Regions from separate parts of the Mus musculus genome. Here regions 2, 3 and 4 are each linked to region 1. A link is a loop called in an ENCODE intact Hi-C map of the cell type or tissue named here. Cell type or tissue: left cerebral cortex. All regions are shown on one strand. Region 1 overlaps Srrm4 (serine/arginine repetitive matrix 4). Region 2 holds the start of Srrm4 (serine/arginine repetitive matrix 4). Region 3 overlaps Srrm4 (serine/arginine repetitive matrix 4). Region 4 has its middle 17 kb from the start of Gm36841.

Evidence for each region. A loop is a pair of places that touch in the nucleus more often than their neighbours do. Peaks named below come from ENCODE experiments on the same cell type or tissue, not always from the same donor. Only the 100,000 strongest peaks of a DNase experiment are listed, where the experiment ranks them.
Region 2: it touches region 1 in a loop (11-fold over the local background); 4 of 42 quality-filtered maps call a loop at or near these places.
Region 3: it touches region 1 in a loop (8-fold over the local background); 3 of 42 quality-filtered maps call a loop at or near these places.
Region 4: a loop joins it to region 1, with 2.0 times the contacts of the local background. A loop is called at or near these places in 14 of 42 quality-filtered maps.

What each region holds. Positions count from the first base shown.
Region 1 is chr5:116,441,797-116,446,796 of GRCm38, forward strand. It overlaps Srrm4 (serine/arginine repetitive matrix 4), which reads right to left. Exons shown (of 13, transcript NM_026886.3): 12 at 4,694-4,828; 13 at 1-3,078. The coding sequence ends at 2,772. All of the region lies in intron 2 of Srrm4os (serine/arginine repetitive matrix 4, opposite strand), which reads left to right. Among named protein-coding and RNA genes, the nearest start is that of Srrm4os, 5.6 kb to the left of the region's middle. In left cerebral cortex, a CTCF peak has its summit at 2,998 (motif pointing right); DNase peaks (open chromatin) are centred at 1,453, 1,702, 1,964, 2,491 and 3 more places; H3K27ac peaks cover 2,671 bases.
Region 2 is chr5:116,588,220-116,593,219 of GRCm38, forward strand. Srrm4 (serine/arginine repetitive matrix 4) reads right to left here and starts at 3,598. Exons shown (of 13, transcript NM_026886.3): 1 at 3,115-3,598. The coding sequence starts at 3,245. In left cerebral cortex, no CTCF peak of the experiment used is centred here; DNase peaks (open chromatin) are centred at 852, 1,054, 1,665, 1,959 and 5 more places; H3K4me3 peaks cover 4,710 bases; H3K27ac peaks cover 3,149 bases.
Region 3 is chr5:116,520,528-116,525,527 of GRCm38, forward strand. The region is part of intron 1 of Srrm4 (serine/arginine repetitive matrix 4); the gene reads right to left. Among named protein-coding and RNA genes, the nearest start is that of Srrm4, 69 kb to the right of the region's middle. In left cerebral cortex, no CTCF peak of the experiment used is centred here; DNase peaks (open chromatin) are centred at 1,969, 2,780 and 3,235; H3K27ac peaks cover 3,501 bases.
Region 4 is chr5:116,387,633-116,392,632 of GRCm38, forward strand. No RefSeq gene overlaps it. Among named protein-coding and RNA genes, the nearest start is that of Gm36841, 17 kb to the right of the region's middle. In left cerebral cortex, a CTCF peak has its summit at 1,343 (motif pointing right); a DNase peak (open chromatin) is centred at 2,396.

The DNA.
Region 1 (5,000 bases):
GAAACAGACCAGGTTTGCTCATAGGAAGGAGTGGATCCCTTTTGCTGACATCGAGATGAGCACAATGTCTTCCCTGGGTTAGCCCATTCCTATCTTTTCTCTCCCGATGTGCCAGCATCAAACATCATCAGAATGATACTTTGTTTCATCAGAATGATACCTTGTCTCCAAGAGCCGTGCTAGTATTAAACTATTCCTACCCACGTGGTCTCGCAACCACAAGGGAACAGCTCTATCTCAGAGGCCATGGGAGGCTGGCTGTTTGGCCAAGACATGGCACTTCTGACTCTGGGCAGCCATTCAAGGAGTCCTTCATAGCTCTTTTAAATTTGTGTAGCTTTACATGTTAATGTTAGGCTCCAGCCCTGAATTGAGGATCACGAGCTCTTTGTGGCCGACTTCATCTTTCTGATATCTCTGTGAAAACGGTGCAGTACATGCACATGGGGTTGAGGCACAGGCCCAAACCTCACTGGCATCAAGCTGAATAACAAGCCTTGGGACTAGTACACTTCTTGGTCAGTCCCAGGATGTTCGGGGCTTAGAGCATTCACGAAAGAGACCAAGATGCCTCTGGCCTTCGGCTTCCACTGCAGCCATAGCAACAGGATTAAAAAAAAAAGATATACAAATAATTTAGAAGGTCCCACCAAATACACAAATGACCACATATCAAGGTACACAATCTCTCTGAATAAATACATAAATAAATAATTAAATACCGCTAACGGTGAGGAGAGAGGGCTCATCACATAAATAATAAATAAATAAAAAATAAATAAATCTAATAAATAAAAAAGTTGGCTAGGAGCCCCAGGCAAAATGGTCCCCTAGAGTGGTTTGAATGAAGATAGTCTGTGTTTTCCGGACAGGCTCTTCTGCCTTCATAAGCTGTCCTGCAGAGGAGGGTTTGGTGGCTCCTGGAAGCCTTTGTCTCCATGAAAAAGATGAGGCTCGATTGGCTTGGTTGGCATCCTGGGTGGGGACGAGGGTTATTTACAGTTGCTGCACATGCCCTCCCAGGGCGCCTACTCCTGTGCCAGACACCTGCTATCCGGCCTCTCATGGTGGCATCAGCATAGGTATCCAGGAGTTTTAGTGGGTGGAGTTTCCATCTGGGCCAGAAGCCATGATGTGGCCACTGATACTTCCCTCTCCCCTCCTGATGGATGAAGGACTTCCCTGGTGCTCACTGAACCCCCAGGCACCACGGTAGATTGGGAAAGCTTGGCACAGGGGAGATCACTGCTTGAATAAAGGGAATCCCGCCCCCACTTCACCTCCAGATGTTTTCCTTGAGGCAAAAAGGCTAAGTAACGCTGTCTGTCCTTGCAACTATCCAAAGCTGGGAGAGAAGCTCTTTCTCCATGTGCCCTGGCTCTGCTCAACTGTTGTCATCACAAACTTGATACCCACAAGGCTCAGGAAAGCCAGGCAGCTGGTGAGGGGGATGCCCATGAGTTTATTTTAAGGAGCATCTCTTTTGCCTGCCTGTTCCCAATATCTTCTGCAGACAAAGCAGCTAGTGGCATTTATATATATCAGAGGGCAGCTAAGTAAGGCTAAGTAACCTTGCTGGTCAGCCCTGGGCAGGAGGGTACTTCTATACTCTTCTGAAGTGTGGTATTTCCCTAATTTGATTGGGCTTCTCTAAGCTGACAGCAAACTCAAAAGCTAGCAGGAGCCCGAGACAGGGAACATTTGAGTCCCTTTGTCACAGGCTCTCTGTATCTGAGTCTTTCCCCCCACAACACTGATTTACAATGCCGTGCTCTGCCTCTGCAAAATTCCTGAGAGGCAAGGAGAGTGGTCTTCATGTAGGGCAGCAGGTGCCAGGCTGCCCCTGGGTAGAATCCAGGGTGTGGCAGACTGGGCACTGTGGAGGGGGATGGCAGGCGCCAACTGGAGGGCAAGGGCAGACTGGATGGCGCTGGGGACTGGCTGCTGGCCACAGCATTGAGAATGCTCAGCAGATGGTCCCGTGGAATCTAATTTGTGCCAGCTCCCAGGGATGAGGCAAATTTGGGAAGTAGGGCTGCTGTCCAAGGTATGCTGACTGTTCCACTGTCGCCTTATTGTCCCTGGGGTGTCACAGGGCCCCGTGTACAGGCCGCCACAGAGTTGGAACCTGCTGGATTCCCTTCCCTGACCATGCTGACATACTAGGAGGGCAGATGACCTGACTCTTTGCAGCTATAGCGAGCTCATTTCCAATCTTTCCTGAAACCCACCGTCAGTGACACCAACATCCACCTGCCCCTGCTCCTGTCTGGATCCAAGCTCTGAGCTCTTATCTTGAATTTCAACCACTTTTGCTCTCTTCTTTTTCCCAACACTGGTTCCAAACTGTGCAGCCATAAGACAGAATTAGTGGGCAAGGGCGGGGTGTGAGGTGGGCAGGGGGGACGGATTAACCCTGACCTTTAGGAGATATACTGTGAGCAGTGGGTGAGTGGAACAGAGCTGTCTCCACATGTCTTGGCCAGGCCCAAACTTTTGAGTCATGGATTATAGCTTTCCACAGGTGGCTTTCTCCATCCAACCCCCGTGAGCCCCAGGATGGCGCTGGTAGAGAGGCTCCTAGCAGCTTGGCAAAGGAATAGAAGTCCCTATATCCCATGCCACCTTCCCAGGAAAGCATAAAGGACAGGACCCAGGAGCGTTTCGTATCTGTCACCCGGAAGATGGTCTGAAGGGCAGGTAGTAAAAGGAGATTGCAGAGTACAGAGAGGTCCTCCCGGTGGGCAGCTGGCTCGACGGAGGGCCTTCGCTTAGCGCCTCGTGCTGGCATAGCTTTCTGCCGAGCTGTAGCTCAGGCTCCGGTTCCGACTGCGGCTCCGGGAGCCCAGGCTGAGGCTGCGAGAACTGGAGCTGCGGCTGGTCCGCGTCCTGCTCCGGGTCTGGCTCCGGCTGCTGTGGCTCCGACTGGGACTCCGGCTCCGGGAGTAACTGCGGCTAGGGGAGCGGCTGCTACTGCTGCTGCTGCTGCTGCTGCTGCTGTACCAGGAGGAGGCGCTGCTGAGGCTGCTGGACGAGGAGGGGCTGGGTCGGTAGTAGGGGATGGGGCGTTTGCGGGCACTGTAGAGACCAGAGAAAGGAAGCATGAGGTTCAATCTGCTCTCAGGGAGCCCCAGTGCTGTTTCAGGGAAAACAATATCCTTCTATCCCCCAGTCTCTTAGTGAGAAAATGCAAACCAGACAAAACAAAAACAAAAACAAACAAACAAACAAAACCAACCCCCAACAAAACAACATACTCCACCTCTTCCCCCATCCCCCAACCCCCTGGTAGTTCCAAGACCAAAGAAAAGACTATTCTAGTGCTAGTCTATCCTGAAAAAGTGATAATGTCACTTAAAAAAAAAATCAACAAATCAGGCTTGGGGCTCAGAGTTCCCAGTTAGCAACAGTGTCTGCGTTGCCACTTTGATTGAAGTTTTGTTTCGCTATTTTCACTTTTACTAGAACCATCTATTCCTAGTAGGTTCTGTTTCTAGGCAGAAGAGACTGCTTTTCCACATGCTGTAGTATATAGTTTCTTTTTAAAAATAAGTTCATGGGGTGTGTGTGTGTGTGGGGGGGGTGCTGTGAAAAAGAACACACTGATTTTTAAGAAAATGAACTACATCCACGATCAGTTAGCCAAGCAGCATGGGTAACCAGTGGCCAAGAGACTCATGGATGCCTAGATGCAGGGAAGAGAGCGCTGTTGGTTGTTTGACCAGGCCCATCCATCACTCTGGGCCCCCTGTCCTTATTCTGCCTCCTGGTCCTCTTCAGGAAGGATACAATGTTGCTTCCAGGATTCCTGCTGGTCTCTGGGATGAGTGGAGATGGCTAGAAAGATAACCTAGTTTTTTTTTTTTAGAGGGGGGGGGTGGTATCCAGCCTTTCCAATCATTCTCCCAGGTTTCAAAGCTTGAGAAATTCAATTTCTTTCACAGCCTTTGCCCTCTCTCTGCAAACAGCGCTTCCCCTGAGACCTTAGCTGTCACAGGTCACACTTTCACCTCTTCTGACCACTGAGTCAATAATGATAGGACACAGTGTGTCCTGCGTTTAAATTTACAAAGCGAGGTCACCTCTTCTCGTTCCCTTTCATCTCCTCCACGTGACACTCTTGGGGAGTGAGGCCTTGTTTTGTGGGTGAGAAACAGCCTTAGGAGAGGAAAAGGCTCTAGGTGCCCCCAGGAACTCACCACAGCTCCATTTAAGCCTTTGGATATCCTGGTAACACTTGCATTCTCTGAACTTGGTTAAGGGTGTGATCACGAATAGTTTAATTTTAAGCTGGCATCTGAGTATTCTAGGGTATAGGACTATCTCCACTAAGGTCAGGCTGTACTACCGGGACAGCGCCCTGCCCTGTGGGAACAAACACCCCCTAGGCTACACACTAGTCCTCCAATTGGCCTATTGTCTTCTCTGCAGTCTCCAGGACAAGCTCTCTCGTTCCACATGCTATCCAGGTCCCTGCCCCACTGCAGGCCTAGCAGATTAGAAGCTTGGTAAGATTCCAAGGTTTTGAAACAAATGCCATCGTTTTAGGGGCTGCTGGAAGGGCTATTCTGGAGCGCCACCCCTCCCCCCCCATTCCCCAGTTTCAGGGAAGCAAAAGATGATTTAGTCAGCGCCATTGTCCATATGGGGAGAAGGTTGGAAGCAGGCAATGCCCTGCTCTTGGGTCTCTCACCTGGTTATCCTCCGAGCCTCCAGGTGGCTTGGGGAGTCTCTCCTGCGCTTCCTCATGGGTGAGTAGGACCGTCGCCTCCTGCGCGCACGTTCTCGGGGCTGTGGTTCTTTCTCACCATACTTTAGGTCCCGTTCCCTGAAGGGGTGTAGCAGCGGGCACGAGGGGCCGTGGGTGTTACTAGGTAACTAGGGCTGGGCTGGCTTTTCTACGGGTGCGTGCTGTGTGAGACTCTTAACTGTGTTCACTGAGGCTAGGCTTTGTCAGGGGCGGGAAGGTGACGCACTCTGGGAAGAATCTGCTCCCGTGA
Region 2 (5,000 bases), 150 kb after region 1:
TTTTGTTTTGTTTTTTAGAGTATCAGGAAGAGAAAGAAACTAAGCTACTTACATGGATGTGGAACTCTGGAGTCATCCCTACTTGATCCGATGTGTATTAATTTCAAAGCAATTGAACTGAACTTTCATAAGGTCAATTGCTAGCATTATTTGAGGGTGAAATGAACCAGAACTGGAGAGTTTTTGTTTCCTTTTAGCCGCTATGAAGTTCCTTCCAGGACCAAGGTCTATCCAGCAGAGACTGCACGACACACACATTGCAGAGTTTTACCCGGCTCGGTCCTCAGTGCTGGCTGAGATGGTCATGGATACAGTTTATATTTTCAAACTGACAAGCGAGTGAGGTGAGGTGAGGTGAGGTCCTGGAGCTCCAGGACAGCACCTGGGTTTGTCTGGTGCTCACTCACAGAAGCACGGAAGCAACCACGAAGGTACAAGGTGGTGTCTCCCTGTGCTCTCTGCCCACTGAGTCAGACATCTGCTCGAAATTTGATACATGTTAAAACTCTGCCTCATCAAGAATGCCTCACGGGAAGGGGAGAGTTGGGGGAGGGAAGGGAGGAGCCAAGGGGGAGTCTGCTTAGGAAGCTGTTGTCTGATGTGTGTATGTTGCTGTGAAATCGACAACTTAAAATCCATATCTCAGCCCCACTGCTAATTTGTCTGCAGCCACAGACTCGAAATATACAACGAAGGGGGACCACCATCTCCAATCAACTATGAAGTGTGTAACCAACAAGACTGGCTGGTGGTTTACCCCTGCCCCTCCCCCATCTGCCCACGGACAGTGACTTGTGCCAGTGCTCTGACCGAGCTGGGCTTGACTCAAACAGCTTAACATTTCTCACGAGAACCAGTCTTGCCTCCAAAGGAGTCACGGGGTTCTGATGAAGCCACTACCTATGGAGTATCCTTTCCCTTTCTCCTCCTAAGAGCTTGACTTTGGAAGCATGACATTTCCATTCTTCTCCAGGATTACAGAATGCCGGAAGGGAACCGGGAACTGACCGTCACTGCATGGATCGGATCTTACAGTCAGTCTGTTGAAACACAACTAAGCCCAGTCCTTTCTGGGAGCTTGGATGTAAATGTTCCCTGAAATCTCCACCCTGGATTAGATAAAACATCTACAAGCCAGAACGTGCTCTACAGAGAGGAATTGCCAGACACAGGGGTATTCTTGTATAATACCAATAGAGAGCTTTATGGAATTCTGACGTAAACTTCAAAGGTGTTCTTCGGTGCGATAGAAACCCCAGGACGTTAAAATATATCAAGAGTGAGGAAATACCGAGGGCCCATTGAACTCTTTAAAAGTCACACACAGCTTAAATGAAAATGAACAAAAGCTGGAAGCTAGGATGTCTCTCAGTTGAGTCATATGATTGAAGCTATTGGCAAGAAAATGGTATGCTGGTAACATCAGACAGACAGACAGACAGGCAGACAGACAGGCAGAACCATGAAGGTTCCAAGCATGGTAATATTAGGGACAGTCGTCTAAATGAAAACAACAGCAAGAACCTGATTTCCTGCCCATGTGCCCATAAAATAGAAGATCATGGACCAAACACTTCTGCCACCAGACAAATTTCCCCCGGTCCCACCTGCAAGGCCATTTTCTCTGGCCACTGTAGCACTGCCGTGCCAACAGTAGATGCAGGGAGGTGAAGCCGGTGGCAGAAGACCAGGGACGTAAAAGCGCTGACGTCAAACTCTCCACCAAAAACCTCTGAGCAAGCAGACAGTGCCAGCTCTAATGACATCTGGTGTCACATGTACCCCTAGACCCCCCTACCTCTCCAGCCGGAATCAGTGGGTTTCTCCCCCCCACCCCCCACCTCCACTCACATGTCTACTCTGCTTATAGGATCTCCATTCTGCTGGTCCTTCTTGCTTCCTGTCTACCCATTCCCCCCACACTGGATGCTCCATTTGTTTAAAAGACCTGCTTGAGCATCAGTCAGAACAAAGAAAAGTTCCTGGATGTGGGCTTACTCTTCTCGGATCTATTTCTCCAGTCAGCCTTCGTCGACCCCACACTTGCTGGGAAGTTCAGAGTTAGTTGGAGCTGGATGAGGCATCTGTCAGAGGCTCTTTTCCCAGACATGTTTTCCATCTAGTCCCTAATGCAGCCTGCCAGGATTAATCAATCCTGCGAGCGCCCCCCCCCCCAGATCGTCCCTTTAACTCTCAGAACCGCTCAGCCAGCAGCAGCAAAAGATGAGTTTTTATACAGCCTTGATTTTCTCTGACAGAGGGCACAGCCCTCTCAAAGACTTCTGAATCTAACGATCTAGGAAAATATTGGGTATTTCTCTGCTGTGGAAGGCTCTGTGCCCCCTCAACCCCCTCTTGTCTTCTTTTTCTCCTGCCTTTGTATTTCTTCCCATCCTCTCCCCTCCTGTCTTTTTTTTTAACTACTGCTCCAGCACCCCAACTCATTCCAAAGTTCAAAGCCACCAGATCCTTAAAAAATAAAATAAAGTAAAACTTTCAGTATTATCTTCATGCTGACTTTGAGCTTTAGAGTTTTGGTTTTGGGTGCTGAAAAAGAAAGAATTCAACACGAGCAGCAGCTTAGGCTAAGACACGGAGGAGGGTGCTGCTTGGAGCGAGCGTATCTGAGGGAATAGCATATGGGCTTTTGTTGAAATGTTCAGAGACCCGCTAGTTTCTGGGCCAAGGGTTAGAATGCTTGTATTGAACACTGGCTGAGCTGAGTTCATGTCTTGTACAGCATCCCCTGACACCTCAAATCCACCACTGCTTTGCTCCCCTGACCTATGCACTTGGCGATAGCTCGAAAAGTTTTCAGTCAAGTACGTACCCCGAGCCACACCGCCCACCCTAAGAAAGCAAGGGGGTTTGCATAGGAGGTGCGGAGTCTGTAGGAGTGTTGTTCCCCGTCAAAAAATTCCTGTCCCTTTTCAACAGCCTCTCCCTTACACAAGCGATAATTTCTCATGTTCCGGCGTGAGATACCGGGTACGACGGGCTTAGTCCAGACACCCTGTTCCAGTTGCCTGCGTCCACCCGTCAAGATTCTGGGGCACAGGCAAGAAAAGGGGGGGGGACCTCCCAGTGTCCCTAACTCATGAACGAGGTCATTACCTTGGCATCGGCTTGCGGGCTGTGATACTGGCGACGATGATGCTCTCGGGACGCGGAGTGGCCACTGCTTTGAAGGTCCCTTTCCAGAACTTCTCAAACAGCTGTTTCTCGCCCTGCTGCAGGCTAGCCATCCTGAAAGCCCAAGGAGCCCGGGAGCCTGGGGCGCTGTCCGAAGTGCTGAAACGTGGATTACAAACCCGATGACACGCCCTGGGCTCCGGGGCGCTGTCCGCGTGAAACCCCCAAGGGGTGGGGTGGGGAGAGATCGGAGTTCAGGGCGGGGGATGGGATAGAACGGGACGTCTCGGGTTAGGCAGGCAGCGGAGAAAGAAGGTGGTTCCCCGGCTGGGTTCACCTCTTGGCTTGGCTCTGAGCTGCGCTGGGAGCAGGCTGAGCTCCGTGTCTTCGGCGAAGCAAAGCTAGCCGGCTTTCTCTACCGCGCAGAGAACAGAGAGGAGGCGACCGGGGCGTCTGCCGTGCGTGCGCGTGTGAGCTCCGGCGCGCCCGGGTTTTGTCTCTTGCACAATGTGACGTTGGAAGGGGAGGCTGGTCGCGCGAGCTGTACTTTCCTCCCTCCCCTTCTCCGTCTCCTCCTTCCCCAGCAACCCCTCCTTCTCTGGCTCAGCCTCCCGCCGCCATCTGCATAACAAAAGCCCGCAGGTCTGAGGAGGAGAAAGGGAGGGGCGAGCGCTTGTCTCTAAGGCCCCGTGGCCACAGAGTTGCGACTCTGACCCCTCTGAGAAGCGACCCCAACACCTCAAACAGAATCAAAAAGGAGATTCTTTCTCTTAGCCCTCACCCTTCCTCCATCGTCGCAGGCCTTCCCCTCAACCCTTACATGCGCACTCCCGGGCCTGGGCCACCTCCCTATCCTTTTGCAAGACTTGGGGAGCATCTTCCATTGAGGGAGCTACTAAAAAATGCCCCACCTATCCACCCACGCCAACCTGCCTTCACCCACCCCACTTCTGGGATGGACTGCCGAGGTCTGCAAAGTGTGTGTGTGTGGGTGCCCCTATGATTTTCTTTACGCCTGGGGGGCTCTTCCACCCCCCCACCCCGAAAATGCCATTTGACGGACAATCCGTCACCAGCGCGGTTTCTCGCCATCTGTCGAGCCGGCCCCCACCCGCAGAGGGGCGCAGCGTCACATCTGTGCTTGCGGCGCTATAAAGGATATCTCTTTTGTGCCTCGCAGCCGGCCTGCTTCGCGTCCCCGCTGCCAAAGCCCTCCAAAAGAACACCCCTCCCCCACCCCCCTGAGAACCCGCAGCCTGGGTGTGAAACAACAGTCCGATTTGGCAAAGAAAGACTGAGGGGGGAAGGGGGGGGAGGGCTTCCGAGGATTACAAGTAACTTTTTGGTCTTTCCATCTTCTTCCTCCCCCCTACTCTCCCAGTCCCAGCAGAGACTCAGAATCTCAAACTCCAGATGCGCAGGCAGTAGACAACAATGTCTCCCCGTTTTGCCGTAAGGGTCTTCTTAGGGAAGATATCTTAGTGAGATTTCCCCAGCCCATTTCTCCTCTGGAGCCTTTTAATACTTGGGAGTTTCACCTACCGCCAGGGTTTAAAAGTGAAACTCCTACAAGGAGCTTCTGCTAAGTCTTACAAACCTCCAAGCACTGACACCGGGTTCCACCCTGAAGGCAGAAAAAATTCTCTAATTTTTGTTGACCTAGTAGCAGTGGGGAGCGAAGACACCCCCACCCCCACCCCCAACATCAGTGCGAACTTTGTAAGTAAGTCCTTTGTAAGAGAATAGGAGGTACACGGAGGGGGGAGCAGAGTAGGGGAGAGGAGGACAGGATGGGGCAAGAGAAGCCGGGACACAGGAACAAGGAGTGAGCGTTGGCCTGGAAGAGGCTACAGGAGGAGTTTGTGTGT
Region 3 (5,000 bases), 79 kb after region 1:
CTCCATCTCTCCTGCTTGCTTATCTCGTCGTTTATCCCTCTGCTAGCTGGTTCTGATGTCTTGGATCAATTCAGAGCTGCTGTTGCCTTAGCCTATAAGTTAAGTTTGTATCTAGTAGGTATTTCTAGCTAGCACAGGGACTGCCACAGAGGAAAGGAGGGATACAAAGGTAAGTTTGTATCTAGTAGCTGTGTCTAACTAGCTCAGTGTCTGCCACAGAGGATGAGTAGGATGGATGGATGGATGGATGGATCAATGAATGAATGAATGAATGAATGAATGGAAAAAACACTCCCAGAAGCCTCTTTAACAGCTGGCAAGGGACTGAGTATGATGTTGAAGATAAGTGTGTAAACAGAGAAGGGGACATTTAATTGATAGAGTAAAGCCAAGACCAGAATAGAAACAGCTTCCAGGTGGATGACTCCCTGTTAAAGCCAGATGTCTGCTCTGCTGCTCCCTGGTCCTGAGTTGGCTACACATGGACAGAGCTGAGCAGAACCTTCAGCCAAATAGCTTCAGTCTAGGGAAACATCACGGCAGGAGCTCAAGGCAACGTTCTTCCCCAGCTCTGCCAAGGTTGGGGGAATCCTCAAAGCCTCTCTACTGGAGAGGTTTCAGGACACAAGAAACCACTTTACAGCAGGGTAGACGGTCCCCAGTGTGGCTGCTAGGAGTAGGGACATCCTAAGGGAAGGTGAAGGGTGAAGGAACTGTGGGTTCTGGGATAAAGAAGGTACCTGGAGGGAGGAACAGGAGAGGGAGGTGGCCAAGTGTGCCCCTGGGAATCTCTAAGTCCAAGGGGAAAGGAGGCATATGGGAGGGGGAGATTTCTGACAAATGTTCTAGAGGATAATGGCTCCTCTAGAGACAAGCTGATTACCAGTGGGCTGTGAACTTGAACTTTTGCTTCAGACTGCCTGACTAGCTTTATCACCCGCCAACTGGGCAACCTGGGAACGTTATCTAGTTTGTTAAGCCTCCATCTAGCCCTCGGTAAGAGTTACAAATCCTGTGCCAGGTGCAGGGTGTGCCCATCTCACTGTTGTAATGGTTAAAAGTGACTTGGGTATTTCACAGGACTGAGTGCCTGGGACTCGATACAGGCTCAGTAAAGATCAACTACTGTTGATACTATCAGTCAGTAACTAGTTTGCCATTAATATTTGTTGAGAGCTGGGAAATTTAGCTCACCAGGTAGAATGCTTGCCTGGCATGCACAATGCCCTGGGTATGGTCCCCACATTAAATGGGTGTAGTGGCTCATATCTATAGTCCTTGTACCTGGGAGGTGAAGGAAGGGGGGGGGCTGGCTCAGAAACTCAAGGCTATCCTCAGCTACATAGCAAGATCAAGGGTAGCCTGGGCTACATGAGACCATACCTATAAAGAAACAAACATATATAAATTATTAAATATAAAATTTTAAAGCATTATTGATGGCTCAAGCATCATTTATCTATTGACTTCTAGTGACCTTTGAAATGTCTTATACACCGTGGATACCAAAGAAGTGTGGTATGCATAAACAGGCAAACAAAATAGGAAATTGGAGAGATCTTTATGCCCTGAGCTTGCTATACTTTGGACCTTCTGCTGCCTTCGCCTGGGTCACCATTCCCCATACTACTCCCCCACGACTGCTCGCCCTTCTCAAGAAGCAGCGTAAAGGCTTAATTTTCTAAGGGAAAAAAAAACAGGCATCACCAAGGTTTTGTGTCTTCACCCTTAAAAGCAGCTGGGAGAGACACAAAATACTAAATCTAAGAAGTCAGGACCTGGACTTTCAGTTCCGTTTGTGTGGGGAGCCTTGAGCATGACCACGGGGGATCTCTTGGTATTTTGTACTTAAAGACGTGACAAATGGGAGAGATGCTGTTCTGTGAGCAGGCTGACTCGCGCTCGCTGCTGTGGAGCCACCTTTTCCGCAGAAGTGTGTGTCGGGTGCCTCTTACGGAACAGCAACCATCGTGGAGTGTAGATAAATCTTAGTAAACATGACCAACAAGAGATGTCAAAATTTGGTGTGGGAGGCAGACATTAAAGAGATAAGTGTTGCAAAGAAGAAGATATGGAATTACAATCTGGGATATAGAAGAGGCGGAGGCACAGCTGAAAGAGGCTTTCTGGGGCTCTAAATAGTAGGAGGGAATAGAGGGGGTTAGGTAAAGCATTTGGGCCCTGCAGAGTGGTCCAGTGCAAAGGGGGGAAAGGCTGGGCAGAGACCTTAGTGGGTGGAGAGAATTTACGGGGGCCTGAAGTGAGAAAGGAAATGAGAGGTAGAGGCGAGTGGAGTGGGCCCCCGGGGTCAGCTCCTGCAAGGCTAGTACAGCAACCACAGAAAGTATAGGATTCCAGGTAAGATCGAGAGAATGAGAGAGAGAGAGAGAGAGAGAGAGAGAGAGAGAGAGAGAGAGAGAGAGAGAGAGAGATCCTTTAACAAACCCTAAAACCACTGGAGAACGCTAACGACCTTCAGCCTCTCATTAGTCTTTGGGTTTCCTCCATCCACAAGATAAGACAGCATTATTTATCCCACCATGCCTTAACCACGTCTAAAGACGGTGGCAACTCCTTGCACAGAGCATCTCTTCATGACCGTGGAGCATACCTAGGCTTCGCTCTGGCTGCACCAGGCACTGCGGGCCATGGGTCGTGCCAGCAGTCAGATAGAGCTGAGCTATTATCAAAGGGGAGGGAACTTCCTGCAGGCTGTACAGAACCGTGATGTATGAGGCTATTCCAGGCCTGGTGGGAGGGAGGCTGGGAGGGGGTTTGGCCGGAAGAACAGTTATTTCAGGACATATCGGCCAGCAGTTTGTAGCCTGGGTGTGTAGAGCAGATCTGAAGAGACAAGAGACCCAGAGAGCCTGCAGTTTCTGGAAGCCAAGGGATGCCCCTCTATGGCTCCAAGCAAGAAGGTAGCTCCATTGTAAGTGTGACAATATGAGTCCTGGAAGGAGAGGGTACAGCATCAGCACGCCTGCTGTGAAACCTTGTGCAGGTGCCTTACACACATTGCTCCGATAATTTAATCATGGCTGTGATGAAGCCTATGAAGAAACCGACACTCAGAGAGGTTAAGTGGGTTACCAGTGTCCTGCAGGTGTGAGACTCAGCTCTCCACAGACACCAGGCTGTTTGTCTTGTGGTTCACCCACTTCTTCATATCGCGCATGACAGAGCAGGACCGTGGGACAAACACGTGAAGCAGCGTGTTTAATACTCAGCTTGGCAACGCTGAGGCTGCTCTTGAGCCCACAGCACAGCCAGTCTGCACTCCTAGGATGTGGAGGTGGGTGATAAAGTCAGGTCTTAAATTTAGCTGGGAAGGACGAAGTTCTGATTTTAAGAGCATCCCTAGTCACTTGGGTAAGGATTCTGGGCCCAAATTTGTGTGTCTACAGAAATCCAGAAAGGGACAAAGAGCTACAATGTTAATTCCACTTGTAAATAACACTCTTGACTATAATCTTTAGGATGGTCCTGCCAGTTGTCTAGGGAAGGTCAGGTGCCAGGTGTCAGATACCAGGTGTTTGGTGAGGAAGCCAGTGCTTCATGCCACATCCAAGACCCTGAGATCCACAGGGCAATAGAGGAATCCTACTCCATGAAGATTATAGACATGTCTTCACTGCAGAGTTCACAGTGCTGAGAATCCCTTCTCTCTCAAAGGATGAAAACTAGACACTTATACTTTCTGTGCATCTGGCTCAGACAGGCAGATGGAGTTGTCCTCTGGCTCCTATGAACACCAGATCTGGTCCTGGCCATTAAATCATCCCATTCCCCTGGCCACAGTGACAGGTTCATAGGCAGGTGCTTAACAAGGGAGGATGAGCAGAGAGAAAAGGGTGGGATGTTTTTTGGTAGAGGCTTCCAAAGACAAGACTGCGGAGCTCTGGAAACTTTCTTGTCACCGGAGTTGGAGAGGTTACCTGAGGCTGGCACCAGTGCCATACAGAACATGAGTTGGGAAGCGAACAAGGTTGCATGAGCTCCTGGATCCAGCTGGACCTGAAGCCGGTAGGTATCTCGCATATGAGAATCAACACTGAAGCCACCGTGTGTGGTTGGTATTCTTTCTAAATAAATGAATTTTGTGTGTGTGTGTGTGTGTGTGTGTATTGTATGCATGCATGTGCATGCATGAACAGTACAGAGGCCAGAGGTTGAATTCAGGAGCCTTCTTTGACCACTTATCTACCTGTTTTCTGGCGCACGGCCTGTCACTGAATTGGCTGGACTGGCACACCAAGAAGCCTCAGAGACTATGCTGTCTCTGCAGCTCTGTGTTGGGATTTCAACACGAGCTGCCACGCCCGACTCTTTTCCTCAGTGTCAGGCATCCAAACTCGGGCACTTTGCTGACATCTCCCCAGGTCCTAACCATCGAACTCTTACTGAACAAATAACCCTCATCATTAACCATAAAACGTTACTGTGGGTTTGGGAAGCCCAAGCCTGCTGTGTTTGAGAGCAGCTTGCAGATGGGTATGGGAGTTGGGTTTATGGCTTGTCTTTTGGCTTTCTCCAGTCTGAGATTCTTGGTAGGTTGCTCTTCCTCCCTGTGGCTCTATATGGTACTATAAGAACAGCCCCTGCCTCACTGGACTAAGGGGGACTTTATATGAGATCATACATGCCCAAGGCGATGACAGCTGACAATAAGAACTCAGGGGACACGACTGTTCACAAACAAGTTGTTTTTATTCTCCGCCAGTTTGGGACTCTCTGAGGTACCATGTGTGCAAATGGAGATGCTCGTTGTAAAACATACACTAGGAGGACTGCCACTCACTTAGCTGTTACGGATCCTGTAGGGTCATCTCACACTCACTATGTACACAGAGATGCTTGTTATCCCCACTGATTGACAATGAGCCTGAGCCAGGCAGAGGCCACAGCACAACACACACCTTCCTGTGCCACACCAACCCCCTCCCTCCCCTTCCCTCATCTCGGCCACTCACAGACTGAGCTCGGTTCCCGCCCACGCA
Region 4 (5,000 bases), 54 kb before region 1:
TGCAAGTTTAAAAAAATGAAAGATGAGCTGTGGTCCTGGTGAGCACTGATTGACAGGGACTTTGCATGAAGGCTTCTGGGAACTGAAGGGCAGGATTTGATGTGAGGGATTCTGGGAGCTGGAGGGCGGGGTTTCGATGTGAAGGATTCTGGGAGCTGGAGGGCAGCTTCGTGGCTATCCCCATAATTCGGGAAAGGAAGGGAAATTGTTGGGAATCAGGAGGGCAACCTCTTCTCCTTTCTCTGCTCCATGTTCAAACAAAGGTCACAGATATCTGGGTGACCTCCCTGTCTGTACATTTACCAAGTGGTCATGTGGAGCTCGCATAATGCCTTCTAAGGTGCTAAAAAAAAAAAAAAAACAAAATGGAAGGACCATAGTTAAGCCAGGGTAGATACAGCAGAAATTTCATGAGCCCCAAAGTATTCACTTTCTTCTTCTCTTGAAGAACAGGTTCTCTGTTTTTCCTCTTGAAAACATGCACCACATCTGCATCGCTGATAAATTAGAAAACATACTTTAAAACGTCCAATGAATCTACCCTTCCTTACACGGAAGCATCTTTGATGATACCCGTGTCTGTCTAGGGCTTTCGTTTCTATGGGGGTTTTAAATGGCATCATAGCGTTCATACACCATTTGTAAGCAGATGTGACTCATTCCTTGTGATTGTAAAGACTATTCCCCAACATGATGTGTGTGTGAATATGTGTTTCTGTGTACCTGTGTCTGTGTGTGTGTGCGTTTCTGTGGGTGCATGCTAGGTAAGGGTGCCAGTATGCATGCACGTGTGGTGCGCACGCATATAGAGACCCCAAGTCAACCTTGTGTGTTGTTCCCCGGGAACCACCCATTTTGTTGAATGAGACAAAGTCTCCCATTGGCCCAAGTCTGTCAGTGAGAACGGGCGATCCACCTGCCCACTTATTCAGCACTTGATACACAGACACCACCCCACCCAGCTGGTACGAAGACGCAACGCACGAAGCGTTTACTAAGAGTGCTCCTGGGCTATTTTCCATGCTCCTTCCACAATTTGGGTGTTTTGTTGTGTTGTGCTTTTTCTCTGTGTAGTCCTGACTGTCTTGAAACTCCCTCCATGGACCAGGCTGGCCTTGAACTCACAGAGATCCACCTGCCTCTGCCTCCTAAGTGATGGGATTAAAAGCATGTACCACCACACTTGGCATTTCCACAATTTTTGTGACTGTAAATGTCTTGTGTGTGTGTGTGTGTGTGTGTGTGTGTTTTTTTAAAGGTTTTATTATATATATAATAAAATCCATATATATATATATGTTGTAGCTGTCTTCAGATACACCAGAAGAGGGTGCTAGATCCCATTACAGATGGTTGTGAGCCACCACATAGTTGCTAGGATTTGAACTCAGAACCTCTGGAAGAGCAGTCAGTGCTCTTAACCGCTGAGCCATCCATAGGTTAATTCCTATTCCTAATGAGGGGAGAGAGAGAGAGAGAGAGAGAGAGAGAGAGAGAGAGAGAGAGAGAACTTTGTGGCTACATGCCTGTAGACCAGGAATATCCAAGATGACTAGGAAGGGATTGGAATACATTGGATGATACTCCTGGGAAGCATTTAGGGAAACCTTGGAGGTGAGATTCATGGAGCTCAGACCTTCACCCTAGACCCCTCTTCAACTGGTTGTTTGGGGGAGAGAAATGCTCATCTCATGTCATTCTGTCCCTCCACACGACACCCCATCCCACAGGCTCTGGAAGGGTTCTGCCATCCCCTCCCTCACCCCCACAGACCCTGCATAATGTAGATTTAATTCCATCTAGATGATCTTTAATCTTTGGCACTGCACAGCAGACCTTGGCGGGCAGTGTGACAAGGCTCCTCTAAATAAAAGGACCTCGGTTCCAAGTTCTCTGTGCCCTTTACCTCCCCAAGGGCTGGGATTTTCTATTCCCTTCTCTTCAGCCTCCCCCCACACTCTGCCTCCAGTCACTCTCCTTCCATTGGCCCTTTTCTGGAACTAGATGCAGAGATGAGAGTCTGGGAGGGAGTGACTGACTGTTCCTGCTTCTAGTGTTGGTGCGAAGTGGGGAGCATCCTCAGGAGATGACCTCTGACCTGAGGCTGGGCTACCTCTCTTCATGTCCATTATTTAACACTAGGGTGAAGCACGGATCACCCCAAACTCAGCATTTTTCCTATGGAAGGGAGACTTTCCCACACTAACTTATGCGTAGCCAGTTAGTGTGTGCACCCTGCAAAGCCTGGTGCACTCAGTACGCACTCAGGACATGCCGCTTGATAGGATTACGGTGATTTCAAAAGCCACAGAGATTACCAGGCTCTTGCATCAAAGCAAGCTCTGGAAGTTGAAGACAGATTCAGTTCTGGCAGTGAGCCCTGTCTTCTGGTTCTCTCTACTCCCTCCGAGCCAGCCCTGGGCACAGTGCATGCTGGGGGATTGTTTCCTTACTCTCTCACAGCCTGCAGACTTCCAAGCTTGTCACCGGGCAGATAATTGAGTTCATCTCCTCCAGCGGAAACTGGCACAACTCGCGTGGGGCTTCCGTGATGTGTTTGCCAGTGACGGAATCGCCTGCTCTTGGGATGGAAGGCCCTGGCACTGTCCATCTCAGGGCTATCCTTACAGGGCACATAGGATTCCCAAAGCCTGCCCCTACCTGTGCCTGGTTCCCCTGTCTCCTGCTGCTCACGTGCAGAGGGCAGGTGTATGCGCTGGTGCAACATTTGCCTTTCCAGCCTCTGTAAGCACCCTCTTTGATCTGCTGTGTGTAGGAAGGTTACTGGGCAAACCCATGTGTGGGTAGGACTAGAGAGGCCACGGTTTTAGGAGGGTGTGTCTTTGTACCGTGGGAGCCAGCCTTAAATACCACCTCTGTCCATGATGAACTGTGCAACCTGGTGTCTTCTACTCCCCATGAGCTATGAGGGGACAATCCTCTTTCCTGCCTTCCTGGGGAGGAAACATCTGGAAAGCACTCGACACACAGTAAGGCAAGCTTGACACACAGAGGAAGCTCTTAATAAAAAAGAAGCTTTTTTTCTTCATCTTTATTATGACTCCCCTGGGCTTAGAGCTGATCTCTGGGGAAGAAGTTTCCTTTTAAGCTTCTGGATTGTCACAGGTGGGAGCAGTTTCACAGAAAACGCCTGGCAGCTGGGCTGAGGCTCTGACTTCCTGCATTTGTATGCTTCGGGGATGTTTGGATAAGCCACTGCCTGCTCTGGAACCTCAGTTTCTCCATCTGTAAAGTGGGGATAACAGAATGAGAATGAATACAAGAAAGAGGCCTTGACATTCCACCTAATAGCCCCTTAGTTACAGAGATAGAGAAACGGGAGTGGTGAGGTCAGAAGGTCCAGAGGTTAAGAGAGTGTAGATGGTGGATAGCAGATGGCAGTAGAACTCTTTAAGGTTTTGTAGTGGTCATGGTAAGAACTCCAGCTTTTTCTCTGAATGAACTGAGATGTGCAATATTTGAATAGAGTTATGTCATCATCTGAGTAATGTTTTACCAGGAGGGAGCACTCTATGAAGTGTGTGTCAGAAGATAAATGTGTGAATGAAGCATGGGACGTTCATGCAGTGTGGAGTATCATGCAGTCATAAAGGGGATGAGGGGCAGACAAGATGCAGTATAAACAACCACTGAAAATGTACTGAATGAGAAAAGCCAGGCAGGGTCTCATGTCACACAAACACACATGTACACACATAGACATTCTCTCTCTCTTTCTCTCTCTCTCTCTCTCTCTCTCTCTCTCTCACACAAACACACACATATACAGATACACACAGACACAAACACATGCACACAGACACATACACACATATACAAACATAAAGAAACATGAACAGATACAGACATACACACAAGGGCACACACACATGTTCACACAGGCATACACACACATACACACAGATGTACATGCACATATATACATACACAGACACATATACACACATACACTGACACGTGCATATACACGAGACACACACACATACATACATATAAGCACACACATACACAAATATACATATATACACCCATACACTCACATTCACACACACATACATACAGGCACACATACACAAACATATACATATACAAACACACACATACATATATGCACACACATACACACATGCACATACATATATGCACACACATACACACACATACACATATACATACACTCACAAACATACATACATACACTGACACATACATACTCACACACATGCATACACAGACATATACATATACACATATACACATAGATATATACACACATACACTCACACACATACATACACACATACATTTACATACATACATGACATGCATATAGTTCTACTTAGTTGAACTCCTTTGATTAGGTTGGGTACACTCAGGGAGACAGTGTATCAGTTATCAGAGACAGAGACAGGTTGGATGAGGACAGTCACGGAGCTCTTGCATAAAATACAATTAGAGGAAACAATGTTAGTGATGGCCTGTGACTTGAATATGATCAATGTCCCTGAGCCGTGCACCAGCAGAGATGGTAGAAGGGTGAATTTTCTTTTACGACAATACTGTTTTAAAAGCTTGACCATCATGGGGACAAAATGGCTCAATGAAGAAATGCACCTACAACTTGAGCTTGATCCCCAGGACCCACATGGCGGAAGAAGTAAGATGACTCCCACAAATTTCCCTCTGACCTCCACACATACATTGTGGGATATGAAGGCCCCTCCCTCATAAACATAATAAAAATTTTGACTGTTGAGACATGCATAGGAATAGTCTTTGTTATAATACAGACTTAGATCAAAAAGTAGGGAATGGTTGAAGACTTGATATATTTGTGGAGTTTCCTGGTGGGCTCTGGGTGGCATCAGTAATTCTCAGTCCAGATGTGAACTCTGCTCTCCTGAATCCTCCCAGCTCCACAGGACCATACACAGTGAATGTTGTATCATGAGGGTGTCACCAGCTCCTGCCACGACAGG